2 separate regions of the Homo sapiens genome follow, and region 1 is linked to region 2. Evidence: read pairs that join two places in POLR2A ChIA-PET (ENCODE). Cell type or tissue: OCI-LY7. All regions are shown on one strand. Each heading gives the region's core, and the rest is flanking DNA. Links, peaks and the distances in the headings are about the cores only. Region 1 holds the start of PRNT (prion locus lncRNA, testis expressed). Region 2 has its middle 34 kb from the start of TMEM230.

Region 1 (15,552 bases), core at 2,724-10,723, 340 kb before region 2:
CCTTTTCTCATTCTGTTAATAGTCCCGGCAACCAGATTTCAGTGGGGCATGACGTGAATGTGTATATGGTGATTCAAATGCAAAATTTGTTTATGGGGCTTTTAATCGAACGCGTGTGTGCCTGAACATTCTTGCTCAAGTTGATGAATCATGGGGTGGAATAAAGGCTGAGTTTAGTTTTTCACTTTAGCAAAGGGGCAATGGGGTGCCTACTATGTGCGAGACATTGGGAGGGGCTTCTGAATTATTCTGGATATCGTCATTTTGCAGTGTGCATAATTTTGCCAACCGTTGCTTTCGTAGCCCCTGCTAAGTGTTGACTTTTTAAAATATAAGTTTATTGTAAAAGTGACATGAAAATTACAACAGATATTCCAGACCAAAATAATACAACAATCCCAGCATCTGATTGAGTCAGTGTTTGCTGTTTCCCCTGCACTTTCCTAGTTCTTAAGCATTTGCGTATGTAAACATTCATATTTGCAATAAAAAAGTGAGCTTTTATATTCTAAATTTTTACTTAACTTAATTCAATGCTTTCTACTCATTTTTCTATACTTTTTTTTTTGAGGCAGAGTCTCATTCTGTTGCCCAGGCTGGAGTGCAGTGGCGTGATCTTGGCTCACTACAACCTCCACCTTCCAGGCTTAAGCGATTCTCATGCCTCATCCTCCCAAGTAGGTGGGATTACAGGTGCCCACCACCAAGCCCTGCAAATTTTTTTGTATTTTTAGTAGAGACAGTGTTTTGCCATGTTGGCCAGGCTGGTCTCGAACTCCTGACATCAGGTGATCCACCTGCCTCGGCCTCCCAAAGTGCTGGGATTACAGGTGTGAGCCACCACGCCCTGCCTACTCTTTGTTTTCTTTCCTCCCCACCCATTTTCCCCCGTCCTGTCCCCTCCTTCCAGCCTGAGATGTAGGCTCCACCTTAACTGTGCTCAGATACACAAGTGAGGGCTTTTTAACTTGATTATGCCTTTTAAAAATACTATGTATGTAAAATATTTATTCATCTGCAATTTGGCTTCCCTAACTTAACATTGCATCATGAAACTCTTTGGAACAACAGCTATCTAGATAGCTGACTCATTCTTTTGGATTGCTACGTAATCTCACTTAATACAGATGTATCATGATTGATTGAATCATTGCCTTGTTGATGGGCCTTCAGATTATTTCCAGTTTTTTGCCACTGCAAACAATAAACATCCTTGTACATACTACATTGCAGTCTGGTACTTCTGTTTCTGTGGAATAGATTCACACGTGCAAAATTTCTGGAACAAAGCCTGTGTGTAATTTAAATTTTACCAGCCATGACCGGGCTATGCTCGCACATAGCTGGAGCAAATCCTATTCCCACCAGCTGTTTACGGCATTAATTTGGAAGAGTTTCTGTCATTTAACTATGAGAAGCCACCTTTTCTACAAATGTTGCCTACACATCTTCTCTCTTTTGCAAACGGCACACCTAAAGCTCTCTAAAACTTTCGGCCATGAGGACCATTTGAAAATCCTCCTAAAACTGTTAGCAATTCTCATTCTAAACCTGGTCCTTGGCCCAAAACATCTGCATGAGAAGCCTGGAAAACAGGCAGTGAGTGTGTAGGCTTCCAACTCAGAGGGTGGTGTGTCTGCACAGCTCCACACACCCCAGCAACTGGGAAGGCTTGAGGTGAGGTTATGCCCTGGCCTTTTTACTGACTTTTACTAAAATTACACATGCAAGTATTTGCATTCCAGCCAGAATACCCTCTAGATCCAAAAGCTCAAAAGGAGCAGAGAATTGAGAACACTATTAAAGTAGCCCATGCTGTTCCTCCCCTCCAGGCTCTGGCAGACAACCAGCATTTCCCTGGTGCCCCTCACACCCTACCTTGCTTAGGATATGCCTGACAATGTCTAGAAACTTCACCCTCTGGTCCTAATAGGGTGTCCCAGGCAGTGACCTTAAGTTTGTCTTGAGCCGCCCACACGCTCTACCTCAAGTTTTCTGACAACAAGTGACTGGATTGGGGTGGTGGCTGATTGGGTCAAGGACCCCAGGCCCTACATCGTACCTATGGTGTGGTCACATCTTTTTCCTGCACCCAAGACTTTTTTGTCATGGCTGTAGATGGATGGACACGTGCACCCTAAGCTGTCTCTGTGTTGCTGCATGACACATCCTGAGTCTACCAGAGTCTCTACTGAAATGTGACAGCAGGGCCCATGTGCCTTCATGTAACCAGCACTGTCACAGACCACACCTGCCAGGCGAGTGATCAAGACTTACACAGACATGGCATCATGACCAGTTTCAGTTTTTCTGGCTCAGACACCACTCTGTTGAGGAACAGACTTCTTGGTGAGCCTGGCTCAGGCCAGAGGCTAAGAGTTTGCTGTCTCCCCAGAGGCCACGAGTCAGAGAAGAGCGAGGGCTTCCTCTTCCCTTATCCTCAGTGCTGGCAGAAGACCCCATTTCAGTGGGCACCCAGCTTCCCCAGTGGAAGAAAAAGGAGCCCAACCCTCATGCCTCTGGGAATGCATCCCTACAAAATGGGAATAACTCAGATATTCCCTGCAAAATGAGACTAAAATACTATGACTTTGAGAAATCTCAAAGCACATTCCAGATCATCCAAAGACTGCCCCGGAAAAACAGACTCAGCTTTGGCAAATGGGAGCCTTCCCCTGGGCCCGTGGCTTTAGGGAGCCTCACTTTGGAGCAGGAGCATGCACGGGGAAGCGACCGAGATTCCACCCCCAGAGCACTAAAGCCCCGAGGCCTCCCTCCCACAGTGAGCCCCAGACCCCAAACAGAGGGTGGAGAATGTGCTCCTCTGGCATTGGATGAGAGGCCTTAGACTGAAATGAGCCCCATGCACTGACCATGCCCCTTCTAAAGGGATCTTCCTGGTCAGCACAAAGCTGACCCCCCAAAAGAGCTCATCCTCCAATACTCAAGTGTCATCCCTGTTCCCTGGACTGAACTGTAATGGGCACACAAATTCCCTGGAATCTTGGTGAAATGTACCTTCTGCTTCAGCAGGTTTGGGGTGGACCAGATTGTACGTTCCTTTTCTTTTCTTTTTTCTTTTTTTTTTTTTTTGAGTCAGAGTTTCAGTCTTGTTGCCCAGGCTGGAGTGCAATGGTGTCATCTCGGCTCACCACAACCTCTGCCTCCCAGATTCAAGCGATTCTACTGCCCCAGCCTCCTGAGTAGCTGGGATTATAGGCATGCACCACCACGCCAGGCTAATTTTGTATTTTTAGTAGAGACAGGGGTCTGTCCATGTTGGTCAGCCTAGTCTCGAACTCCGGACCTCAGGTGACCCGCCTGCCTCGGCCTCCCAAAGGCTGGGATCACAGGCGTGAGCCACCCCGCTGAGTCCCAGATTCTACATTTCTAGCAAGTGTCACTGCCTCCTCCAAGATGCCCTGTACCCTAAACTGAACTTCATCCCTCCATCCGCCCCTCCCGCCCTCCCATCCGTCCTGGGGATTCCCAGATCTTGTTTTAATGCAAACCCTTTTGTGAGAAAGCATTGCTTTCTTAAACAATGCAAATTGTTTTGACTCCAACAGGTTTGGCTATAATCTGTCGAAGGAAATTGGCAGAAGGCCAGAGAGGAACTAGAGGAAGCTGGAAGCAGGCAGTTCAAGGCCACATGAACTCACACAGCTGCCCTCCCTTGATGGTGGGAGGTGGGTGGTGGGGAGGGAGAGGGGAGGTACTGGTTGCGGGGAGGAGACCTTCCATACACCCCGTGTCCAAGGGAGAATTACATGCACAGGCTTATCAGAGGTGACACCAGCATCCAGCAGGGAAGGGTGTTTTGCAACCAGGGGCTCCATGCTCAAAAAAATAACATTCAGCACCAAGGAGAGGGATTTTCAAGAACGAAGCAGAGGGTAAGGTGCAGGCAGGGTCCCGGCTAGGTGCAAGCCATGTCGGTTGTGGTGTGCTGGAATTTCGAAATCTGTAATTAAGATTCTAATTTTTTTAATTGGCTGTTTTGGTTCGGGGCTACTTAGCAATCAAGAACAAAATGGAGGCGCTTATGACGTCTCTTAAATATCGTTTATTCCTGTCGTGCCCAAGCCAAATCATGTCATCACCTCTGATTTCCTGGGGCAAACAAATAGAGGAAGCAGGAAGCAAAGGGCTGGTGGGTTTTCCTTAGCTTTGGGCCCACTTGGGATAGCCAAACAGTGGAAGCCTCCACCCAAAGTTAACGGGCTTTCTAGGCTCATTTGCACAAGAGCAGACTCCAAGAAGTTTCTTCTGGAATTTCAAATGTGATGTGGTCTGCAAATCTGCTCCCTGTCAGCTAAGAAGATGTTGACCTGTGCAGATGGCTGTTTCCAGAAGTCGAGCTGTCAGACTCTTTCCAAGGGCAGGACCCAGGCCTCCCCCATCTGTCTGTGGAGCCCTCATAAGCAGCATCCTGCCTTAGAGATGGGTTTTACTTAGAATTACAGAACATTTTTCCTCTGGGCATTATCTCAGCTCCTAACTTATGTTTAACATTTGAGCCAATGTCCTTCTTTGCCTCATCTTGGGCATTTTGTGGATTTGTTCATGCTTCCACTCGACAAACATGCATTCAATTCCTGCCATGAGTCTGTCTGCTCCGTGCGGGAGCTGTAATGGTGGGCAACAGAGGCAACGTGCCTGCTGTTAGGTGTTTTGTTCTGGTGGCACACGCATGCATGTATAACCAGAGGTGTGCTAGTGTACCAGCTCTATGCCCGAGTAGGGGTGAGGGAGCCCTAATTTGTACTATTTGCCAATTTCTATGATGTAAATGGTGACCCAGCCAATTTCAAGTTACCCACACTCACTGAATGTGGAGTTAATAGAGATGTGTATGTTCATCTCTCAGAAGCCTGTTTGACCTGCTCCAGCACAATTAATTTAATTTAACTGTTTACTTTGTAACCTTTACACATATTAATTCACTCCTATAAACAATATCATAGCTCTTCCAAATCAGAGCTGAAGTCATCTCAACCGGGAGGCTATTGATGGATTGGCGATGGTCCTCCAGGTCGCTCTCCCTTCCATGCAGACACCTAGGTGAAAGCCAAGCCCCAGGTAGGCACAGGAAGAGCCGAGGCCAGAGCGGAAGAGAAATGGCACATGGAGCTGCCACTGGAGTTGAGGATTATTTAGCAGTAAATCTTTTTTGATTTTCTATTGCATGCCTGGCAGTCCACTGGAATCTGCAGATGCCACAATGAATGAGTCACTGCCACTGCCTTCAAGGTGCTCACAGTCTGATGCAGAAAGGATAATGGCCATGCAGTATGGGGAAGTGTTGTGTTAGACATGGGAATTAGCAAGAAAGGTTTGCTAGAGAAGGGAAGTCTGAAAGGATGGATGGAGGCATCCAGGTGGAGAAGATGGGAAAGATGTAGAATCACTGCAAAAAAGAAAACAAGACTATGCTGCATTCAAGGAGCTGCAAGCGGTCCAGTACAGTGGGGATGTGGGCACGGATGGAGGAGAGCGACAAGATGAGGCCAGAGAATGAAAGGAGCAAGATCTGCAAAGATCCCTCTGGCTTGCCGTATGTTCTCTTGGGAAGCACTTCGCAAACCATAACGGGCACACAAATTCCCTGGGATCTTGGCAAAATGCAGCTTCTGCTTCGTCAGGTTTGGGATGGACCAGATTCTACATTTCTAACAAGCTCCCTGGTTATGTTGATGCTGCTGGTCCATGGACTATCGTTTGTATAGTAAGGGTGTAACGAAGAGGAGGGCACTGAAGGGTGTTAGGAAGGTGGATTCCACGATCAGGCTTGCATTTCTAAAGATGACTCTAGGTGCTGGGGGCAGGATGGGCTGCAGGCAGCCACAGCTGCAGGAGCAATGGAAGAGAAAAAGAAGGTTAAGAGTTAAGTCTAGGTTAGGTGCGGTGGCTCATGCCTCTTATCCAAACACTTTGGGAGGCTAAGACGGAAGGACCACTTTACCCAGCAGTTCGAGACCAGCCTGGGCAACATGGCGAGACCCTGTCTCTACAAGAAATAAAAACTCAGCCAGGCGTGGTGATATGCACCTGTAGTCCCAGCTACTTGGAAAGCTGAAATGGGAGGATCGCTTGAGCCCAGGAGGTCAAGGCTGCAGTGAGCCATGATCCTGCTGTTGCACTCCAGCCTGGGCAACAGAGCAAGACCCTTCTCAAAAAAAAAAGAATGAGTTAAATCTGGCATGTTGATGAGCTTGAGGGATCCCATTTGGGTTCCGCTTTTTGTCAGGCTTCTTGTCCTCACCACCTGTCTCACTTGTTTCTCCTCCCAAGGTGGATGTGGAGCCCCCAGGATTCTTCCTACTCCAGGACATCTTCTCAGGCCTCTGTGTGCCAGCTTGTGCAGCATGACTTGGCTTTACAGAATTGGGCAAAGTCATGCTTAATGTCACTCAGTCCTGTTCCAGAGTGAAGTCATTTATTTTAGGGGAAGATCTATTTCAGTAGCTTTATTTTTTTATGTAGTAATTTTTATTGTTTTTCCTTTTCAATAAAATAAATACTTGCTATGCAGTTTCTCCTGAAATTATAAATTAACTGTTCAGGGTTAGCAAAGCATGAGTTATTCTATTGAATCTATAAAACATTCAGCTTTAAAAGAAACAGATATATATTTTTTTCTCATTACACATTATTATATAACCTTTAAGGATAATAAAGCTGTGTTCAGATTTAAAATTTGAGAAATCTAGCTATACCAAGTTTTTAAAAGTGCATTAATCAAGGCTAAATTTTAAATATTGATATATACATATTTCATAATCTGAATCTGTTTAACATGAACACTAGCCTTTCTTTCTGTTATTTTTTTTTTTTCCCTACAAGATGGCTTGACTTTGCAGAACAGTGGTTCTCAACTACTGGTGACTTTGCCTCCCTGGGAATATTTGGAAATATCTGATGTAATTTTTGTTGTCATCGGGGCGGAGGAGATAATGGCATTCACTGAGTAGAACCTAAGGATGCTGCTAAACATCCTACAATGCATAGAATGGAACCCCATAACAAAGGAATATGCAGCCCAAATGTCAACCATGCCAAGGTTAAGAAACCCTGTTGTAAAGTGCAACTCAATTCCCATTTTATGAATAGCCTCTCTGTTCAATGTAATTCTGAAAACACAGACTTGACTAATTTGCATATACTGCTTAAAAGAATGTTTAACCTAACCAATGTCATTACCAAAAGCAATGGTTGACTTTAAGTATCAAGTGATACTTCCAGAATGATTAAACCACAAAGTCAGCTTAGAAAGATAGAAATTGGGACATATTATTTATATACCATTTAATTGTTCTTGAATCTGCTCTACCAGTCTAATCTATTAATATGGAAAGTTAATTAGAACTGTTTTGAGTTAGCTAAGCACATAGTTTCCTTTGAACACTTTTCTGAACTATGACAAAAATTAAATTATATATAAAGCACCTGGGAAATAGAAAAGCACTCTACAAATGTTCTCAAAATGTTTGTTGCAACATGTGAAAAGTGAAGAGCTTTACCTACTTGTCCAAACTTGTCATGAACATGTGTTTGGACAGTTAAATTAGTTTTTATTTGTTCTCTCTTTTTTACAATGATCTCTTATACATGACTTTTACAAATATCAGTGCATATATATAGTATGTGTGATACAAGAGAAAGCAAATGTGTTTTTCACACATGTAAAGTATCAAGATGGCATATGAGTATTCTAATTGGGAGCCAACTTTTTTTCAAATTATTCTAAGTTTTGGGGGTTTTATGGTTTTTTGTTTGTTTGTTTTTTATTTTTTGAGACGGAGTCTCACTCTGTCGCCCAGGCTGGAGTTGCAGTGGCATGACCTTGGCTCATAGCAACCTCCGTCTCTCGGGTTCAAGCAATTCTCCTGCCTCAGCCTCCCAAGTAGCTGGGATTACAGGCACCCGCCACCATGCCTGGCTAATTTTTTGTATTTTTAGAGAGACAGGGTTTCACCATGTTGGCCAGGTTGGTCTCGATCTCCTGACCTCAGGTGATCCACCCACCTCGGCCTCCCAAAGTGCTGGGATTATAGTCATGAGCCGCCATGGCCAGTCTTTTTTTTTTTGACAGGATCTCATTCTATCATCCAGGCTGGAGTGCAGTGGCATGATCATGGTTCAATGTAGCCTCGACCTCCCAGGATCAAGCGATCTTCCCGCGTCAGCCTCCTGACTAACTGGGACCACAGACATGCACCACCATGCCCAGATAATTTTTTGTATTTTTAGTAAAGACAGGGTTTCACCATGTTGCCCAGGTTGGTCTCGACCTCCTGGGCTCAAGCGATCCGCCTGCCCCAGCCTTCCAAATTACTGGGATTACAAGGCGTGAGCCACTGTGCCCAGCCTATTCTAAGGTTAAGTAGAGAAAGTTTTCAGTACTTTATTAATCATTTATCTCCACATCCACATCCTATATATTTTTCATGGTCAATAAACTGATTCAAATGACTTAAGTTATCCCACCATTTAAAGAGAAAAGTCTCTATAATAACTTGAAATCATGGTGTTATTTTAATTTCACCAATGACTACTTTTCTCAGAAGTTCTAGCTCTTCCTTTGACACACAGAAAATAGCTTTTTATCTCACTGGGATCTGAATTCGAAGTTATGTTCTTCCTCACAAACAAAATATAATCAGTTTTATGTTCTCCCCAGATGCCATCAGATTGGACTTCGCTGCAAGTTGATATTAGATAATAGGTTTCTTCTGGAGGAGCCTCTTCCATGGGAATTCCTAATTCAGCTTTTAGATGCCTCTGTGCTACTCAACTTATGTCAATGACATCATTTCTCTCAAGCTTGTCTGGATTACTTAATGGATGACTACAACCAAGTATTGGTGAAACTGGCTCGAAAGGTAATTTCAGCATCTGATCTCTGCTGTCACTGTAGCTCATTTTGGTGTTGAGTAAGAAGACACTAAGAGCTTGATGCAATAATCCATTCCCAATGTTTTCATTCTCGTGACAATTCTTCTTGGTCTCAGTTCCAATATTACTGTCATTTTCATCAATAAGAATACACTTCTCTGTGGTGCACAATGGTTCACACCTGTCATCCCAACATTTTGAGAGGCCAAAGTGGGAGGATCGTTTGAGGCCAGGAGTTTGTGACCAGCCTGGGCAACATAGCGAGATCCTGTCTCTGCAAAAATTTTAAAAATTCATTGAGTGTGGTGGTGCATGCCTGTAATCTCAGCTAATCAGGAAACTGAGGCAGAAGGATCACTTGAGCCCAGGAGGTCAAGGCTGCAGTGAACCATGATCACACCACTGCACTCTGGCCTGGGTCACAGGGCAAGACCCTGACTCTAAAAAATAAATAAATAATGAATTTGTAAAAAGAATACACTGGTCTATGAGGAGTTGAACTTGTTGCTCTTGGAGATGTCCAATGCCTGTCTGAGGCATGGTCACAGGATGTCTGATCTGCCCTAAAAGACAGGCCTGGCACAAGGGTGGCATCAGTGCTGGGCTCAGGTGTGCCTTGGGAGCTTTATAAATGGCTGCCCCTGGAGTATATGGTCAAGACCTAAAGAGTGGCCATGTGTGTTTTCTAATCAAGCTTTACTGAATTTTAGAGGGGAATCATGTATAATGAGATTGGCAAGGGGAATTATGTATAATGAGATTTGCAAAAATCCTAGAACGTCCTGCTCTGGAAAGTCCACAGTCTACAGTGATAGGGAAACATCAGAGGTGCAAAAGGAACTTGGGGATTTGCTATGGGGACTCAAAGGCAGACACATAGCTGGTCCTAGGACATTAGAAATGAGACTTGGGCAGAGTCCAGGAAAAAGTGAGAGAATGGAGCAGAAAAAGGTTCCCTGATAAACCTGCACTGGGCTGTGTGGCATGGGAAGAACTTGTTATCTCTTTCTAGCTCTGTAAGCCCAAGGCTTTCTATGAGCTTTTAGGCCTTGATATTTGTATCATTTTATGAGTCTATTAGGCTCAAAAACGTCTTTGTTAAGCATTTACAAAACATTTGTTTGAAAACTATTCTGCGTGAAAACATGTTGAATTCGGCGAAAGAAAACAGTACGTCATCAAGTGTTTTGGCACAAACCTTACTTTTAGCTTTTAGGGCTGGATATTTGTATCTTTCTGTGAGTGCCCACTGGGCCCAAAAATGTCTTTTCTGAGCTTCTATGAAACGTGTGTTTGAAACTGTTCTACGTGAAAACATGTTGAATTCGGTGAAAGAAAACAGAACATCATCAAGGTTTTTGGCAGAAACCAGGATTTTATCTTTTAGGGCTGGATATTTGGGCAACATAGTGGGACCTCATCTCTACAAAAAATAAAAATACATTAGCTGGGTGTGGTGGCATATGCCTGTAGTCCCAGCTAATCAGAAGGCTGAGGCAGGAGGATTGCTTGAGCCCAGGAATTTGAGGCTGCAGTGAACTATGATTGCACCACTGCAGTCCACACTGGGTTACAGAGCAGAAGAAAATAAGTGAAGTCTAACATCGAGATTGTAGGCCGGGCGTGGTGGCTCACATCTGTAATCCCAGCACTTTGGGAGGCCAAGGTTGGTGGATCACTTGAGGGCAGGAGTTCGAGACAAGCCTGTCCAACATGGTGAAACCCCATAAAAATACAAAAATACAAAAAATTAGCTGGGTGTAGTGGCACACACCTGTAATTTCAGCTACTCCGGAGGCTGAGGCAGGAGAATCACTTGAATCTGGGAGGTGGAGGTTGCAGTGAGCCGAGATCACACCACTGCACTCCAGCCTGGGCAACAGAGCAAGTCTCAGTCTCAATTAAATAAATAAATAAATAAGTAAATAAATAAATAAATAAATAATAAAAATAAAATGAAGATTGTAAATAAACTTGATCAGGTCCAAAGAAAATAGAGTCTTCCTTCATCTTCGCTTATACTTAGATAGCAGGCCGTCTCTATGTGAGTTACTCATTGCCTGAGGCTGGATTCACCAAGAACTAGATGCCAAGTCAAGGATTCATGTACAAGTGGTTTATTCGGGAGGTGATCCCTGCAAATGCTGCAAGTGGGGAATGGAAAAAGGGAAGGGAAGGTAGCCCAAAAAGGCTGTGTTAGCATGTTTATTGCATGGGCAACCGGAGCTTCACTCTGCTTGGGAGGCCCCTGGATGCCAGAGTAGAACATATTCCTCAGGGTTATGCTGCCTGCAGGGCGAGGGAGCTGGGGAATTTATACACCAAGATCTGTCCATCATTGGTTAAGGACAGCTCCCAAAGGCTATACTTCCCTAATAGTTCCAACCTGCTGAGTGCATAGGCTGAGTGGGCTTCCGAGCATGCTGGTCCCATCTCCTAATGATGAGAGGTGGAGGCACAGGAGAAGGTAAACAAATGGCAAAGACACTTAAATACATGAGAAAATGAGTCCAACCTGAACTTTGACTTTTCTGGGTGGCCCACTCATCCCACTAACTACCATAACTTCATTTCGTCTGCTTTTTGCAAAGAACAGACAATTCCAAACAGCCAAGCCTAACAAGTAGCTCATCTTAGCTTGTGGATTCAGAGCACTGGTGGCCTCTCCACCTCCAATTGACACCAGAAAACATATAAATACCTCTAAACATGCCTTGGGTATTTGTTTTTCTAATTGCAAATATTATACCATAACTTAGTTTGAAGGCTTTGTAAAGAATATGCCAGAAACATCTAATATTAGCCCTAAAAACTAGGGCAATCTTTTTTTTAACAGAAGAGTGTTCATATAAACATCAAAAGATGTGATGAGAGTAGTTTCAACTTCTAATCATAGAAATTATAGGGCTATTTCATGAAAGAGGTGCTTTATCAGCTCATCTTGAGTGAATGTTAAAGATGAAGATATGGCTAGTATCTCCAGAGTCTACTGTCTCAGAGAGGTAGCCCAAAGTTGTAAGACTGAGTGCCTTGAGGTAGGGAACAGGAAGCAACAGGGTCTCCAGGTTCACTGAGGAGTACTGACCTGCAATGCGATTCCTACATCAGCAAAGGTCTTCCTTCCATCGTTAGAGGACTCCTGGATTTGCTATGCCTATCCTGATGGCTTCCTACATGAGACCATCCATTCACACTTGGCCCTTACCCAGGCCTGAAATTCTCCCCAGTTGCACTCCACCCACTTATGTCTATCACTTAGCTCAAAGCCAGTAAAGCTCATCTCTGAACTAGCAAAGATTCCCTTTATCCCATCAAAATGTCCTTAACATCTATCTTGAGGTCATGCAGCATGATCTTACTTTGCTGGCATTCTTTCCTTCTTCTGTGGATTCCCAAGCAGAGTACAGATGTACAGATTCCTTGGGGGATAAGAGCTGGAATTTCAGCTTCTTTTTTTTTTTTTTTTTTTTGAGACGGAGTCTCGTCTGTTGCCAGGCTGGAGTGCGGTGGTGCAATCTCTGCTCACTGCAACCTCCGACTCCCTGGTTCAAGCTATTCTCCTGCCTCAGCCTCCCAGGCAGCTGAATTACAGGCACACACCACCACGCCCAGCTAATTTTTGTATTTTTAGTAGAGACAGGGTTTCACCATGTTGGCCAGGACGGTCTCGATCTCCTGACCTCATGATTTACCTGCCTTGGCCTCCCAAAGTGCTGGGATTACAGGCATGAGCCACCGCACCCGGCCTCACCTTCTTTTATATCCCACACAGCACCCAGCACAGAGCACAAAGCTAAGCGCATCGATCCAGCGACTGACTGACTGAATAAATGAATACATGCTATCTTGCTTGTAGAAGCCCAGATTCCTCCTTCTTACGACTCCCACACCCACTTAGGAGATTCTATTATGTCTTAAAAGAAGTTACATCTCCATTAGTGTCAAAGCAACATTATATAAGTGGCTCAACATGATCAGGCATGAATTTCTTTGTTTTCCCACTCACCTGAAAGCCCAAAAACAATCCAGGTGGTGGTAAACACTTCTGATCCTTCAAAGAAAACGGAAGAAAGCGATCCCTACCGTCTATTTTGAATCTACCGTTTTTTGTTTTTGAGTGTCTTTTAAATCTATTCAAAATCCTTTAAGGGCATTTCACCATGCATGGGAGAAGGTCATGGATCCTCAACAAATTGCAAGAGGCCTTTCACAGGCTAGACTCTGCCTTGTTCTCCAAGCTCACCTTCCATAATCCTGATGTGCTCCATATTGCCAGACTCTTTCAAGTCCTTCCCCGCCCTGCGGAGAATCCCTACTCACACCTCAGGACCAGCTCAGACATGGTCTCCAGGAGACCTTTTCTAAGATCCTATGTGAGGTAACTAGCCCCCTTGGCACCTTGTGACATAATTATTCACTTCCATGTACATGTCCCGTAGTGAACTATGAGCACCTCCAGACCTTACCCTGCGTTTGGTCGCCTTGCTCTCCTCTCTGCAGCTGGCACCCAATCTTTCCAGGCTGTCTCTAGGGACTCGAGCCCTTGGGATGGGGTCCTCAATGCTTTTCCACCTGCCTGGCTTCTAAATTCCACTAAGATCCTGTCCCATTCTCTTGGAAACACTAGAACTTACTCTGACATGCCCTATGGAAGTTATTTCTCCACTGCTGTTCAAACCCACTCCCAGACCTGGCCTTCCCTGAGGAGAGCGTCTCAGCCAAATCCAACTGCCTCTAGCTCAAGTTTCCTTGCGGGGGGCCCGCTGGCCTCATCCTGTTAGGTCGTCTTAGAGCCACAGGAGAATCAATGTTCCAGTGTCAGCAGGAAGAATCAATGTTCCAGTGTCAGCCAGCAGGGGGCAGTGTGAAAATACACACACCAGGCCCTTTTTTCAAAGGGTCTCGGCTTCCCTGAGGGTGTCTATCTGTGCCTCTATGAAGCATGGCTTGGGTCATTCCTCCAGTCCCATGGCCAGGTGGATCCTTCGTTTACCTTTCATTTCTATTAAATGAGAACATTCTCAATTCACTAACTGGATTGTTGGAAAGGCAGCAAGCTCTGCTAGATAGTTCTAAATATTTGCATCAAATATGGACCAGAAATTGTGAATCTGTCTTTCAACGCCCTCGGATCTGAGTCAGCAAGGCTGCCACGTGCAAAAGTAGGAACGTTAAATACTTGAAGCTGGGAGAGAATAAGTGGGTTTCTAATCCTCTCTGGTGCATTCAGTTCTAGAAAGTGGTTCTTTGTATTCTACTGGAACATTTCTATGTATGGTTTTTTTGTTGTTTGTTTGTTTGTTTTTTGAGACAGAGTCTCCCTCTGTTGCTCAGGCTGGAGCACAGTGGCACAATTTCAGCTCACCACAACCTCTGTCTCCCGGGTTCAAGGAATTCTCCTGCCTGAGCCTCCCGAGTAGCTGAGATTACAGGCACGTGCCACCACGCCCAGCTAATTTTTGTATTTTTGGTAGAGGCAGGGTTTCACTATGTTGGCCAGGCTGGTGTATGTATGTTTTAAACATGCTTTAAAACAAAATTTCTTTTTAGAGATGGGATCTTGCTATGTTGCCCAGGCTGGAGTGCAGTGGCTATTCACAGGTGTGATCATGGCGCACTGAAGCCTAGAACTACTAGGCTCAAGCAATCCTCCCACCCTAGCCTCCCACGTAATTGAGACTACAGGTATACACCACCATGCCCGGCCTTAAACATGCTTTTAAATGTGTCATAAATCACATTTCTCTGATGAATAAAAAGAATTATCTAATGTTGAGAAAGAGTCAGTGTTTAATCATTTACCTCACAGTGCAGATTTCTTAATAAATTCTGTTATTGAATCTACAGAATTTAACATTATGTTATTTTTGGCCCTGAAGGCATAACTTCAAGCCATTCTGGATACTGAATGTGTTGCTGACATACACATTAGCAAATCACTCAGAAGCATATACACTTTATTGCATTATCAGTAACATGAAGAAATATTTCTATATCATGAGAAAGAGCACTTTCTTCTTGATATGTGTGTAATCCCTTGGTCTTGGGAAGCTAAGGCACAGCTTACAGAGGGATTTTGTATACCCCACTCATTACGTAGCTTAAATCAGGCTGGGTAAACATGTAAACCAAATGCAAATCATCAATCTACATATGTTTAAGAAATAATATAGACATACTGCTGAAGCATGCCTCCCAGGGAGTTCTGGACTTTAAACAGCATCTTATAAATCACCAGCAAGAACAATCAATTAATATTTTGGCTGAGGGTCTTTACCAGACTCCCAAATACCACTGGAGTTAAGCACTGAACCAACACAGGCCAGCTGCAAATAAGATTCATTGCTATGGTTTGGATATTTGGCCTCCCCTCCAAAGACAATATCATGTTGAAATTTCATCCCCAATGTCAGAGGTAGGGCCCACTGGGAGGTTTGGGTCATGGGAGTATATCTCTCATGAATGGCTTGCTGCCATCCTCATGGGAGTGAGTTCTCACTCTTAGTTCCCTCAAGAGCTAGTTGTTGAAGAGTGTAGAACCTCCTCCTCCCTCCTCTTGCCTCCTCTCTCCCCATGTGATCTGCCCACAGTGGTTCACCTTTCCCTTCCACCATGAGTAGAAGCAGCCGGAGGCCCTCATCAGAAGCAGGTATT
Region 2 (15,061 bases), core at 2,815-10,814:
TCACCTCAGGTCAGGAATTCGAGACCAGCCTGGCCAACAAGGAGACACCCCGTCTCTACTAAAAATACAAAATTAGTCAGGCATGGTGGCGATGCCTGTAATCCCAGCTACTTGGGAGGCCAAGGCAGGAGAATCGCTTGAACCCGGACGGCGGAGGTTGCAGTGAGCCAAGATCGCGCCATTGCACTCCAGCCTGGGTAACAAGAGCGAAACTCCGTCTCAAAAAAAAAAAAAAACAAAAAGGGTACATAGATTTATAGTTATAGTGATACGTATATAGCAAGGTGAATACAGACATTAATATGTGCATTTAGAGAAAGATATACAGGACGTAGAAAAATGTCTTCTTTTATTTTTTGAGACAGTCTCACTCTGTCACCCAGGCTGGAGTGTAGTGGTGTGATCTCAGCTCACTGCAACTTCTGCCTCCTGGGTTCAAGTGATTCTCATGCCTCAGCCTCCAAGTAGCTGCGATTACAGGTGTGTGCCACCACGCTGCCACCACACCCAGCTAATTTTTGTATTTTTAGTAGAGATGGGGTTTCACCATGTTGGTCAAGCTGGTCTTGAATGCCTGGCCTCAAGTGATCCACCTGCCTCAGCCTCCCAAAGTGCTGAGATTACAGGTGTGAGCCACTGCGCCCAGCCTTTTTTGAGTTTTTGTTGAAGATAGGGTCTCACTCTGTCGCCCAGGCTGGAGTGCAGTGGCACCATCATGGCTCACTGCAACCTTGACCTCCTAGGTTCAGGTGATCCTCCCACCTCAGCCGGCTGAGTAGCCAGGACTATAGGCATGCACCACCATGCCTGGCTGATTTTTGTATTTTTTTGTAGAAATGGGGCCTCACTGTGTGGTCCAGGCTAGTGTTGAACTCCTGGCCTCAAGCGATCTTCCCACCTCAGCCTCCACAGTAGCTGGGATTACAAACAAGCATGAGCCTCCATACTCAGCCCCTTTCGAATCAAGTAGTTCTTGGCGAGTTTGCAGGACCATAGTTCCCTGTCCATGGTGATGGTTCCAGGGAAGGATAGCCACCCATGTTGGCCAAGAAGAACTCTCCCCGGCATCTTTCTACCTGGAGCTGGTAGGAAAGAGTGTTTTTTTCCTTTTTGGCCGTGAGACTATAAGAACATGAACTTGAAGTTTCCTGAAGATCTAGTTCCAGCCGGGCATGGTGGCTCACGCCTGTAATCCCAGCACTTTGGGAGGCTGAGGTGGGCGGATCACCTGAGGTCGGGAGTTCGAGACCAGCCTGACCAATATGGTGAAACCCTGTCTCTACTAAAAATACAAAAATTAGACTTGCGTGATGGCCGGCACATGTAGTCCCAGCTACACGGGAGGCTGAGGCAAGAGAATTGCTTGAACCTGGGAGGCGGAGGTTGCAGTGAGCCGAGATCACGCCATTGCACTCCAGCCTGGAAGACAGAGCGAGACTCCACCTCAAAAAAAAAAAAAAAAAAAAAAAAAAAGATCAGTTCCAACTTCTCTGTGGAGACTGATGACTTGAGAAACAGGAGCCAAACAGCACAGTAACTTAGTCTGGATTCCCCAGAAATAGACTCTGAAGTGAGGATTCATGTACAAGAGATTATGAAGGAGGTGCTTCCAGGGGAAACAGTAAGGGAATGAAGGAGGCAGGTCAGGGAAAAGGAGAAAACTGAGCTAGGGTGGCATTTCATGTGAGGTTCCAGTCTCAGTCTTGTCCCTTGGGAAGCTGTGGGGTGTCAATTATGCCTCAGGGTTATCCTTCTTCAAAGCAAGAGATCTGGACTTTCTTCCTCCCACACTATCACCCTGGTAAATATAAAATCCCAGCGCTTACACAACAGCTCCAAAAACTCCAGAAAGACTCTCCTGAACGTCACAGGTGTGGGAAAGAACCAGGAAGGTTCTGAAGGTGGGGCACACAAAGACAATGAGAGAGAATGTGGACACAGGGAGCCCTAGTTGAAGCAGCCTGGAGGTTCTGCATTTTTCCTGCCCTGGGGCTTGGCTTTGGTGGCTCACACTGAGGGAACTTCACTGTGTATCCTGGCTTGGTGCCACTGGCTGGGACTCCAGGGTGTGGTCAGAGCTGCTGGAGGGCAGGACCAGAGCCAGGGCCTGGCTGAGGCCTGGCACCAGGGACTGTACAGGCGAGGCTGCCTGGGCCCTGGATGAAGAGCAGTGATGTGAGGTGCCAGCTCAGACGCCAGAGATAGGAAAGCCCAAAGGCTAGCCTAAGGCTTGGGTAGTGGGAGTTGATGCAACAAAGTGGGGGAGACTGAACAACGGCTTCCTCTCTCTTCCTTTCACTCTTAGACTGTCCTCCTTGAAGGGAATCAGATTATGCCACCCCAAAATATGCCACATTGGCACAAGAATTATTTTGAGCTGAAGCCAATTAAGAAATAGCAGACACCGGAAGAACTCTCTGCCTGTGTTACTGTGTTTGCAGGAATACCTGAAGCTGGGAATTTATAAAGAATAGAGGTGTATTTGGCTCACAGTTCTGCAAGCTCTACAGGAAGCATGGCATCAGCCAGGGCTCAGCTTCTGGTGAGGACTCAGGGAGCTGCCACTCATGGTGGAAGGTGAAGCAGGAGCAGGCATGTCACATGGTGGGAACAAGCAAGGCGGGGGAGGGGCCACACTTTTGCACAACCAGATCTTGCCTGAACTCAGAGCAAGAGCTCACTCATTACCATGAGATGGCACCAAGCCATTTATGGGGGATCTGCCCCCATGACCCGAACACCTCCCACCAGGCCCCTCCTCCAACACTGGGGATCACACTTCAACATGAGATTTGAAGGGGGCACACATCCAAACCATATCACTGCCCCTCCCATTTCTGCCTAAAAGCAGAACATAAATTTCCATTTGTAAGGGTGTCTTTCTCTCCCTACCAGGAAGAGTAGAATAACGCTTAATCACCATTATCACTGGAGATGGTACCAAGATGAATCTGCGTAAATGAACCTTACTAGATACCCCTTATCTAACCTATCTATAGTTTCCCCCTTATATTTACTTTCCCACAGTTTACAACCCCTAGAAGCCCAAACCCATTTTTCTTTGTCTAGTTACCTCTCCACAATTTGTCACCCTTTGTTAAAATGATATAAACTCTCAGGCCTAACCACTGCTTTAGGTTTCACTTCTTTTCTGTGAAGTCCCTGTGTAAACACAAAATAAAACTTTCCTCCTGTCAATCTGTCTTTTGACAGTTTAACTCTCAGGCCCAGCTATAGAATTTAAGAGTAGAGGAGACCGGGCATGGTGGTACATGCTTGTAATCCCTGCACTTTGGGAGGCCAAGGCAGGCGAATCACTTGAGCTAAGGAGTTTGAGACCAGCCTGGGCAACATAGTGAGATCCTGTCTCTATAGAAAAATAAAAATAATGAAAACATTTTATTGCCTTTTAAAAAAAATTTTATTTTTATTACTTTTTAAAATAAAGACAGGCCTTGCTATGCTGCCCAGGTTTGTTTTGAACTCCTGGCCTCAAGCGATTCTTCCGCCTTGGCCTCCCAAAGTGCTGGGATTATAGGCATAAACCACCACACCTAGCCATAAATTTAATGTTATATGTTTTTTTACCACAATAAAAAAGGCATACAGAATGTAGGTATATACATTTATCTAAGTGCATCAACCTGTATAGTTAAAGTGGTACTTTTTTTTTTTTTTTTGAGACAAAATTTCACTCTTGTTGCCCAGGCTGGAGTGCAATGGCACGATCTCGGCTCACTGCAACCTCTACCTCCCGGGTTCAAGTGATTCTCCTGCCTCAGCCTCCTGAGTAGCTGGGATTATAGGCATACGCCACCAGGCCTGGCTAATTTTGTATTTTTAGTAGAGATGGCGTTTCTCTATGTTGATCAGGCTGGTCTCGAACTCCTGACCTTAGGTGATCCACCCGTCTCGGCCTCCCAAAGTGCTGGGATTACAGGCGTAAGCCACCGCGCCCGGCCTAAAATGGTACATTTTATGGAACACAGATAGTACTCCAGTAAAGCTGATTTAAAAGAATAAAATAAAACTAAAAAGAGGCCAGGCGCGGTGGCTCATGCCTATAATCCCAGCACTTTGGGAGGCTGAGGGTGGATGGATCACCTGAAGTCAGGAGTTTGAGACCAGCCTGGCCAACATGGTTAAACCCCATCTCTACTAAAAATACAAAAATTAGCCGGGCTTGGTGGCACACGCCTATAATCCCAGCTACTCGGGAGGATGAAGCAGGAGAATCTCTTGAACCCGTGAGGCAGAAGTTGCAGTGAGCTGAGATCGCACCACTTCACTCCAGCCTGGGCGAAAGAGAGAAACTTCGCCTCAAAAATAATAATCATAATAAATAAATAAAAATAATCTTTTTCCTATAGGGGCCCAACCTCATGACATCCTATGAAATCATGTTTTGCAATTGCTGTCAAGGTTTCTAACAATGAGACCAGGTTTAGTGGCTTACACTTGGAGGCCGAGGCAGGCAGATCACTTGAGTCCAGGAGTTTGAGACCAGCCTGGGCCACATAGCAAAACACTGTCTCTACAAAAATATATATACAAAAATTAGCTGGGCGTGGTGGTGCGCACCTGTGGTACTAGCTACTTGTGGGGCTGAGGTGGGAGGGTCGCTTGAGCTTGGGAGGTGGAGGTTGCAGTGAATTGAGATAGTGTCACTGCACTCCAACCTGGGCAACAGAGCAAGACCCTGTCTAAAAAAAAAAAAAATTGCAGCAATAGCTCAAGCACCCAAGTCCTTCACTGGACAGGAAGTGTCCTAAGGGTACTTTCTATGGTCTGGTTGTTATTGTGCCCCAGAGGATGATGTGATGCAGTGACTTGAGAGGCAAGCATTAAATGTTGTTGGCTGGGCATGGTAGCTCACGCCTGTAATCCAGCACTTTGGGAGGCCAAGGCAGGCGGATCATCTGAGGTCAGGAGTTCGAGACCATCCTGGCCAACATGGCGAAACCCCGTCTCTACTAAAAATACAAAAAATTACCCAGGCATGGTGGCGGGCGCCTGTAATCCCAGCTACTCGGGAGGCTGAGGCAGGAGAATCACTTGCACCCATGAGGTGGAGGTTGCAGTGAGCTGAGAGCGCGCCACTGCACTCCAGCCTGGCTGAAAGTGAGACTCTATCTCAAAAAAATAAATAAAATGAAATAAATAAATATCGTTGAATGGATGGACTCACCAATTTGTATTTGTCTGTTATGTAACAGGCATCTATGTATATTCTCTGTGTATACTTTGCCTGTTTATATTCTTGGATTGATATTCTTTTTTTTTTTTTTTTTTTGAGACAGAGTCTTGCTTTGTTGCCCAGGCTGGAGTGCAGTGGTACAGTCTTGGCTCACTGCAACCTCTGCCTCCTGGGTTCAAGCGATTCTCCTGCCTCAGCCTCCAGAGTAGCTGGGATTACAGGCAAGCGCCACTACACCTGGCTAATTTTTGTATTTTTAGTACAGACGGGGTTTCGCCATGTTGGCCAGGCTAGACTCGAACTCCTGACCTCAGGTGATCCACCCACCTTGGCCTCTCAAAGTGCTGGGATTACAGGTGTGAGCCACCATGCCCAGTCAATTGATATTCTTTAAATTCATTCATACATTCTTTCAACAAATATTGGCAGAGTGCAGTGGCTCACACCTGTAATCCCAGCACTTTGAGAGGCCAAGGCAGGAGGATTGCTTGAGCCCAGGAGTTCGAGATCAGCCTGGGCAACATAGTGAGACCCCATCTCTACAAAAAACAAACAAAATTAGCTGAACATGGTGGCATGTGCCTGTAGTCCCAGCTACTCGGGAAACTGAGGTGGGAGGGTCATTTGAGCTCAGGAAAGTAGAGGCTGCAGTGAGCTGAGATTGTGCCACTGCACTCCAGCCTAGGCAACAGAGCAAGACCCTGTCTCAAAAACAAAACAAAACAAAACAAAAACCAAACATTTACTGAGTCCCAGCTATCTGACAGGCTATCCTAAATGTTGAGGTTACACAGTGACCAAAATAGACAAAAATCTGGTCCTTGGCCTGGTGTGGTGGCTGACGCCTGTAATCCCAACATTTTGGGAGGTGGGTGGATCACCTGAGGTCAGGAGTTCCAGACCAGCCTGGTCAACATGGCAAAATCCCGTCTCTACTAAAAATACAAAAATTAACTGGGCATGGTGGCGCACACCTGTAATCCCAGCACTTTGGGGGGCTGAGGTGGGTGGATCACTTGAGGTCAGGAGTTCAAGACCAGCTTGACCAATATGGTGAAACTCCATCTCTACTGAAAATACAAAAATTAGCAGGGTGTGGTGGCAGGCGCCTGTAGTCCCAGCTACTTGGGTAGTTGAGGCAGGAGAATCACTTGAACCTGGGAGGCAGAGGTTGCAGTGAGCTGAGATTGCAACAGCGCACTCCAACCTGGGCAAGAGAGCAAGACTCAACTAAAAAAAAAAAAATCTGTGCCCTTGTGGATTCCATCTTACTAGGGGAAATACTTGTAAGTAAGATAAATTTGTGAAATATATACTATGATGGTAGTGAGTATTAAGGAGAAAAATGAATCAGGATCAGAGATAAGTAGCATGGGGCCTGGGGGCTTAGCTTCACTGAGGTGATATTTGTATCAACACTTCATGAATGACACACAGACATCAACCTCACTGCCCCATGGAAGTATAATCTGAGGCAGAGCAGTAGAAACTGGCTCAGGAGAAAAGGGAGGATGCAGACATGTCAATTAGACACAGCCAAAGATGCTTCATGATTTCCTGGGTGTGTGACCTGTGTAGACGCCCAGGGACCCATGCTTAGAGGGACTCTGTGCTTGATTTAATGCTCTGCTGTCACCCTCTTGAAGTTTTTAATCAGTTTTTAAACAAGGGACTGCGCATTTTCATTTGGCACTGGGCCCCACAAGTTACAAGTTATGTAGCCGGTCCTTCACTCTGTTGAATAAACAATGGCTTCTCCCTATCACCCTCTTTGGAAGCACAGATACTCCCAGCAAATGCTAATCATTCATGTTTCTAATTTCCTGGGGTGACTTGTTTTTCCTCTAACAGGTGTGAAGTATGAGATAGAGACTGTATCATCCAGGGTAGGCTGGGATATGCTGCATGACAGAAACCCCCAAATCTAGTGGCTTAACACAACAAAGGTGTACTTCACTCTCGCACTTTGTGTTCATTATGGGTCAACGCGGGGCTCTGTTGTGCATCACGATCACTCTAGGACCGTGGCAGAGGGAAAGTGAAACTGGCGGTTAGAGCCGCTACTCAGAAATGACACATATTGCTTGAACTCACATTTCCTCGCCAAGGCAAGTCATGTGGCGACGCCCTCCTTTAAGAGATGAGGAAGTTCAATCCAAACATGAGCCCACAGAACTGGGCCACTTGTCTTTTGGTGTGTTTTTTTGAGACACAGACTCTTGCTCTGTTGCCCAGGCTGGACTGCAGTGGTGTGATCATGGTTCCCTGCAGCCTCAACCTCCTGGCCTCGAGCAATCCTCCTGCCTCAGCCTTCCAAGTAGCTGGGACTACAAGCATGCACCAATGGGCCCAGCCTACATTTGTTAATTAGTTATTCCAACACTATTTATTAAACAAGCTATCCTTTCTCTGGTGATTTTAATTGCCCATTTATCACATACAAAATTTTGCTGATATTTGTGACTCTTTTTGCATAGTGTTTCTGTTCCATTGATTTTTCTTTCAATGCCTATGCAGAATCACCCTGTTTTAATTTCTGTAGGTTTATAATGCCATTTTATTTTATTGTTTTAGAGACAGGGTCTTGCCATGTTGCCCAGGCTGGCCTTGATCTCCTGGGTTCAAGGAATCCTCCTGCCTCAGCCTTCTGAGTAGCGGGACTACAGGCACAAGACAGCATGCCTGATTTGTAATGTCATTTAATATCAAAGAGGTTAAGTATTCTCAAGTTTCCCCTTTGACTTTTCCTTGGCTATTATATTAATCTTTTATTTCTAGATAGATTTCAGAACCACTTTGTTGAATTCCCCCACTCCTTCTATGTGATTTTGATTAGAATGGAATTGCATTTGTAGATGAATTTGCATTTCTTTATAATATTGAGACTTTAGGTTTTTGTTTTGTTTTTAGAGACAGCTTGCTCTGTCACCGAGGCTGGAGTGCAATGGCACAATCATAGATCACTACAGCCTCCAACTCCTGAGCTCAAGTCATCTTCCCACCTCAGCTGGGACTACAGGTGCATGCCACTGCACCCAGCTTTTACTAGTGTAATGAAATAATCTTTCCATCTCCTGGGAGAATGGTCACTCACGACTGAAATTCACTGAAATTTTTAAAAAAGAAGAAAAAAAAATTGGAAAGCCTTATTTTCTCTCTCTCCTTTCTTTTTTGAGACAGGGTCTTGCTCTGTTGTCCAGGCTGGAGTGCAGAGGTGCGATCCTGGCTCACTGCAACCTCTGCCTCCCAGGCTGAGGTGATCCTCCTGCCTCAGCTTCCCGAGTAGCTGGGACTACAGGTATGCACCCCCATACCTGGCTAACTTTTGTATTTTTAGTTTAAAAAACTGCATAGTTTTTGTTTGTTTGAAAAAAATCATTACATCTTACTGAGATACTTAAGAAGATTATTTTATAAAACTAATAAAAGCTGGGTTACTATCTTCAGTAACTTTCTATTAATTTGATCTTCAAGTATTTTGTTTTATAGTTATTGTGAATGAGACAATGTTCCTAAATGTTATTCTAGTAGAGTAGAAGTTCTCTCAATTTTGATATTATTTGTAATCATCTATCCTGCTGCTAAGCTCTCTTATTAGTGCAAACAGCTTTTTGAAAAAATCTCTGTGTCCTTAATGTAGACGCCGGAAAATAAAGAAGAAAAATCCTCTTGGTTTTTGTAAGTTGCAATTAATGTGTTCACAAATTATGATTAGTTGCTCATCTTTGTTTCTTTCCTTTTTCTTTTTGTACCAGTTTCATACTTCTCATTTCTACAGCAAGACTGAAAGTTGCTGTGTTAACTGATACAATTTAATTTCTACTGTCTTCTGTGACCCCATGACTGCTTCTCTCCAGCCTGGCAGCAGCTAGCGTGTTCAGTGCCTACTGGCTTAGGGAAGGAATGACACAGCAGAATGTAGAAAAAGGAAGTCAAGTTCTTGAAATTTTTAGTTTCTAAAGTCTTTCTGTCTTTTTTTTTTTTTGAAATGGAGTCTCAGTCTATTGCCCAAGCTGGAGTGCAGTGGCGCAATCTCGGCTCACCACAACCTCTGCCTCCCGGATTCAAGTGATTCTCCCGCCTCAGCCTCCTTAATAGCTGGGTCTACAGGCATGCGCCACCACGCCAGGCTAATTTTCACCATGTTGCCCAGGCTGGTCTCGAACTCCTGGCCTCAGGCGATCCACTCACCTTGGCCTCCCAAAGCTGGGATTGTAGGCATGAGCCACTGCACCCAGCCATCTTTCTCAGACTTGAAATAGCAGATGAGGCGAGTGACACTCTATACCAGGTTACACACTGTGGCCCCTGGACCCCTGCTGATCCATGAACTGTCTGTTACTGTCCATGATGAGTTAAGTACAGATATTGAGAACAAACATTTAGCAGCTGTTACAGCAATATGATGTTGTCACAATATCCAAGTGCATGATTGGCAGACTCATTTCATTCAACAGTGTACAGGCCAAAAAGATTAATTCATGACAATTGGAAATAAAACAAAACTGGTCTTCCATCATAGATTGTTTGATAAGTGCTTCTTTAACTAGAAGTCTCTAGATGCAGAGAAAGAGGAGAATTAGAGAGAAGCATGTGGGTTTGAATCTGAGATGTGTCCCTGCATCTTATCCCCTCCCCTAGAAGCCCAAAAAACTGCTGTAAGTGGGCGGTGGGGGATGGAAGGGGCGAGCTGCCAGCAGGAGAACAAGAGATATCCTTGACAAGCCAGAAAGCTGGAATCGGAAGGGACCCATGCCCTTTTTCTAAGTAGAGTCTGGGAAGTGGCAAGACAGTGAAAAGGCTATGGGCACAGCAGGGGAGCTGGGTCTGGCAGCCCACATGGTTCTCACGCACCCCGGCGGAGCAGCAGAACAATTTGATGTGTGTCCAGAAGGAGCCCAAAGGTAGCAAAGAACCTTGAACACTCCCACGAAGTAGGCACACACGCCACCTAAAGCTCCCACATGCCCAAATGGGGTGCAGAAGGAGCTAAGAGACACAGATCAGAAGAATGTTCATAGCTGAGAACAGGGAACAAAACCACAGCTACCTGTATCACCAGTACCCAAAGCCTAGACAAAACAAAATACATCTTAGCCAGTGTGGACACTCAAGAGTCAGATGATCCTCCTTTCTGGAGGCCTTGACACTAAATGACAGCCCTCCCTGCTTGCTGTCAGAAAGGGGAACACTCTCATTATGACGAGGAGTAAATTTCCATCACCTGGGAGAATGGTCACTCATGTTTGAAATTCACTGATTTTCTTTTTTTTCTTTTTTTTTTTTTTTTTTTAGACAGAGTCTTGCTGTGTCACCCAGGCTGGAGTGCAGTGGTGCAATCTCGGCTCACTACAACCTCTGCCTCTCGGGTTCAAGCAATTCTCCTGCCTCAGCCTCCCGGGTAGCTGGGATTACAGGCACCCACCACCACGCCTGGCTAATTTTTATGTCTTTTTTTTTCTTTTTTAGCAGAGATGTGGTTTCGCCATGTTGGCCAGGCTGGTCTCAAATAGCTGACCTCAGGTGGTCCACCTGCCTCGGCCTCCCAAAGTGCTGGGAGCCACCACGCCCAGCCATTCACTGAAATTTTTTAAAAAGAAGAAGAAAATGGGAAAGCCTTGTTTCTCTCTCTCTTTCTCTCTCTCTCTCTCTCTTTTTCGAGACAGGGTCTTGCTCTGTTGCCCAGGCTGGAGTGCAGAGGCATAATCCCGGCTCACTGCAACCTCTGCCTCCCAGGCTCAGGTGATCCTCCTGCCTCAGCCTCCCAAGTAGCTGGAACTGCAGGTGCATGCCACCATGCCTGGCTAATTTTTGTATTTTTAGTTTTTTAAAAAATAACTACATAGTTTTTGTTTGTTTTGAGACAGAGTCTTGCTCTGTTGCCCAGGCTGGAATGCAGTGGCACGATCTAGGCTCACTGCAACCTCAACCTCCTGGGCTCAAGCAATCCTCCCTATCTCAGCCTCCTGAGTAGCTGGGATTACAGGTGCCCACCACCACACCCAGCTAATTTTTGTACCATTAGTAGAGACAGGGTTTCACCATGTTGGCCAGGATGGTCTCAAACTCCTGACTCTCAAGTGATCCGCTCACCTTGGCCTCCCAAAATGCTGGGATTACAGACTTGAGCCACCATGCCCAGCCTTAAGGAAACCCTTATTTCTTGCAAGGCTATCTGTATATTGACATTCATACCTCCTTTGGCTTTGTTCAATCAAAATGATAGACGTTAGTGGGCATTTTTACCTTGTTTCTGATTTTAATGGGAAGGTATTTGGTATTTTATTATTAGTTATGGCATTTGTGATTAATTCTTCATATTGTTTTTTTTTTTTTTTTCTTTTTCAGATGGAGTTTCACTCTTGTCGCCCAGGCTGTAGTGCAATGGCGCGATCTCGGCTCATTGCAACCTCCACCTCCCGGGTTCAAGCGATTCTCCTGCCTCAGCCTCAAGAGTAGCTGGGATTACAGGCGTGCACCACCACAACTGGCTAATTTTTGTATTTTTAGTAGAGATGGGGTTTCACCACATTGGCCATGCTGGTCTCGAACTCCTGACCTCATATGAGCCGCCTGCCTCAGCTTCCCAAAGTGCTGGGATTACAGGCGTGAGCCACCGCACCCGGCCTAATTCTTCATATACTTGATGATGTTAGGGCCCATCTTTTTGAAGTTGGTTAGGGAGATTTTTTTTTTTTTTTTTTTTTTTTTAGGAGCAGAGGTTTAATAGAAGAAAGAGAAAGAAAAACAGTTCTCTCTCTCTATTGAGAGAGTGGGGACCTCTGAGAGGAAAGACCCAGCTAGGGAGTTTTAATATGCCTTTTTATTAAATCAGGAATAGCTGTCGAATTTTGTCTGATGGTTTTTTGGCTTCTATCAAGAAGAGAGTCATATGATTTTTCTCCTTCAACCTATTAGGGCACTCAAGTACACACAGATTTCCTTAATATACCTTTGACTTTGCCCATTTGTTTTAACCCACAGCTTGGTTTTATCTTATTATAATTTATTTACAATCTTAAAATCAATATTTATAAATGAAGTTGGCATGTACATTTCTTAACACATTCGTTTGGATGGGCTTTGATATAAGCATTCTACTAGGCTTGTTAAATGGACAGTGTTGCTTCTAAACTTTTCTCTTGCTTTAGATTCTAGAATGCCAAATTACCTACAGTCTTTCTTCAATGTTTAGTAGAAAATTTCCATAATATTGTTCAACTAGGTCTGAAAATTTGGAGGCATAAGATCTTTTTCTCTCTCTTTTATTTTAGGTTCAGGGAATACATGTGCAAGTTTGTTACGTGGGTAAATTATGTATCGTGGGGGTTTGGTATACTGACTATTTCGTCACCCAGGTAATGAGCATAGTACCTGAAAGGTAGTTTTTTGATCCTCACCCTCCTCCCACTCTCCACCATCAAGTAGGCCTCGGTGTCAACTGTTCCCTTCTTTGTACCCACGTGTGCTGAAGGTTTAGCTCCTGCTTGTAATAAGTGAGAATGTGTGGTATTTGGTTTTCTGTTCCTGCGTTAATTCATTTAGGATAATGGCCTTCGGGTCCATCTGTGTTGTTGCAAAGAACACGATCTTATTCTTTTTATGGCTGCATAATATTCTATTTTAATTTTTTTTTTTTTTTGAGACGGAGTCTTGCTCTCTCACCCAGGCTGGAGTGTAGTGGCACAATCTCGGCTCACTGCAACCTCCACCTCTTGGGTTCAAGAGATTCTCCTGCCTCAGCCCCCTGAGTAACTGGGACTACAGGCGTACGCCACCACGCCTGGCTAATTTTTGTATTTTTAGTAGAGACGGGGTTTCACCATATTGGTCAGGCTGGTCTTGAACTCCTGACCTCGTGATCCACCCACCTCAGCCTCCCAAAGTTCTGGGATTACAGGCATGAGCCACTGCGCCCGTCTTCTATTTTAATTTTTATTATTATTGTTTTTTGAGATGGAGTCTTGCTCTGTTGCCCAGGCTGGAGTGCAGTGGCGCAATCTCTGCTCACTGCAACCTCCGCTTCCTGGGTTCAAGCGATTCTCTCCCTCAGCCTCCTGAGTAGCTGGAACTACAGGCGTGTGCCACCACAGCCAGCTAATTTTTGTATTTTTAGTAGAGATGGGGTTTCACCATGTTGGCCAGGCCAGTCTCAAACTCCTGACCTCAGGTAATCTGCCTGCCTCGGCCTCCCAAAGTGTTGGGATTACAGGCGTGAGCCACTGCGTCTGGCCCCATAATATTCCACGTTGTATATGTACCACGTTTTCTTTATCCAGGCCACTGTTGATGCAACATAACATCTCTGGTGACTCTTTTCCCATCCTCCAGAGTTAGCTGGTTTATTCCAATTTTCTATTTCTTCCTGAGTCAATTTTAGTAATTTATATTTTATTTTTAAAATAGTCCATTTCATTTATTTTTAAAAAGTCCACTTCATTTCCATTTTTTAACTCACACACAAGGTTGTACCTAATATCCTGTTACCTGAAAGTTTATCCCTGAATCCAGAATTTCATCTGAAGGCTGTATTCTTGGACTCCAGATTGCCACCTACAACATCCTCTCTGATCTCACCGTAGGTACAAACCTTCTTTTTGTACAAGTTTCTCCTGTTGCAGGTAGCAACTCTCCTCCAATTCTCCTGTTCCATTTTTTTTTTCATGCTCCTGAATCTTTTTTTGTTTTTCTTTTTTTCTTTTTTTTTGAGACAGAGTCTCACTCTGTCACCCAGGCTGGAGTGCAGTGGCACAATCTCAGCTCACTGCAACCTCTGCCTCCTGGATTCAAATAATTCTCATGCCTCAGCCTTCTGAGTAGCTGGAATTACAGGCATGCGCCACCATGCCCTGCTAATTTTTGTATGTTTAGTAGAGACAGGGTTTCACCATGGTGGCCAGGCTGGTCTCAAACTTCTCACCTCAAGTGACCTGCTCGCCTCGGCCTCCCAAAGTGCTGAGATTACAGTGAGCCACTGCGCCTGGCTTCCTGAATCTTTTCATGAGCCAAGTTCCTCTTTACATCTTTACCCAAAGGAGCCTGTTTTTCTCTGGTGTCAGGAGTTGTGATATGGGTTTCCTGTTCTAATCTTGTAGTCCCAGACAAAAAAAAGCCATACTTTATTTGGGCTTATTTACCAGATTTAGATGATGAGCTGAGAGTGAAGAGAAGGGCTGGACCCCCAGCTAGGGTAGGGGACGGGAGGCCAGGCTCTTTTCCATGACATAAAGGACTCTCCAATATCTCACCTGCCTGCATCCTCTCCCAAGGCCCCTCGTGTTACAACCTCTTAGCCATAAGAAAGCAGGTGGTTGTCAGGCCATACCTGCCGTGTCACCTCTCACAGGTGCTCCTCTCACAGGCTGCTCCATCAGTCCAGATGCCCACGTCATGCTTCTTGACTTGGGTAGTACATCCTTGAACTTCCACTTTTATAATTTAAGCTATACATTTAGGTTCATGTGCTTTTCCATGTATGTATTATAGTTCACAATGAAAAGGGTTTTAATATGCAGCTGGGTGCGGTGGCTCGTGCCTGTAATCCCAGCACTTTGGGAGGCCAAGGTGGGAGGATCACTTGAGCAGGAGTTTGAGACCAGCCTGGGCAACATAGTGAGACCTCATTTCTATTAAAAAAAAAAAAAAAAAAAAGTATTGGCCAGCCACGGTGGCTCACGCCTGTAATCCCAGCACTTTGGGAGGCTGAGGCGGGTGGATCACTTGAGGTCAGGAGTTCAAAACCAGCCTGGCCAACATGGTGAAGCCCCATCTCTACTAAAAATACAAAAAATTAGCCAGGCGTGGTGGCGTGCGCCTGTAGTCCCAGCTGCTTGGGAGGCTAAGGCTGGAGGATGGCATGAACCC

What was found. ChIA-PET counts read pairs that join two places held together with the same protein. Peaks named below come from ENCODE experiments on the same cell type or tissue, not always from the same donor. Only the 100,000 strongest peaks of a DNase experiment are listed, where the experiment ranks them.
Region 1: POLR2A ChIA-PET joins it to region 2 with 5 read pairs; 2 of 35 experiments call an interaction of 5 or more read pairs at or near these places.

The regions. Positions count from the first base shown.
Region 1 is chr20:4,727,236-4,742,787 of GRCh38, forward strand. It overlaps PRNT (prion locus lncRNA, testis expressed), which reads right to left and starts at 13,433. Exons shown (of 2, transcript NR_024269.1): 1 at 13,365-13,433; 2 at 4,047-5,850. It overlaps PRND (prion like protein doppel), which reads left to right. Exons shown (of 2, transcript NM_012409.4): 2 at 1-1,225. It also overlaps the pseudogene IDI1P3. RefSeq lists an enhancer at 2,272-2,381. In OCI-LY7, for the core only: no CTCF peak of the experiment used is centred there; no DNase peak of the experiment used is centred there.
Region 2 is chr20:5,071,403-5,086,463 of GRCh38, forward strand. It overlaps a transcript of TMEM230 not described here. Among named protein-coding and RNA genes, the nearest start is that of TMEM230, 34 kb to the right of the region's middle. RefSeq lists enhancers at 1,585-2,104, 2,105-2,623, 7,515-7,584, 9,090-9,249, 10,370-10,870. In OCI-LY7, for the core only: no CTCF peak of the experiment used is centred there; DNase peaks (open chromatin) are centred at 7,289, 9,099 and 10,369; H3K4me3 peaks cover 1,108 bases; H3K27ac peaks cover 2,600 bases.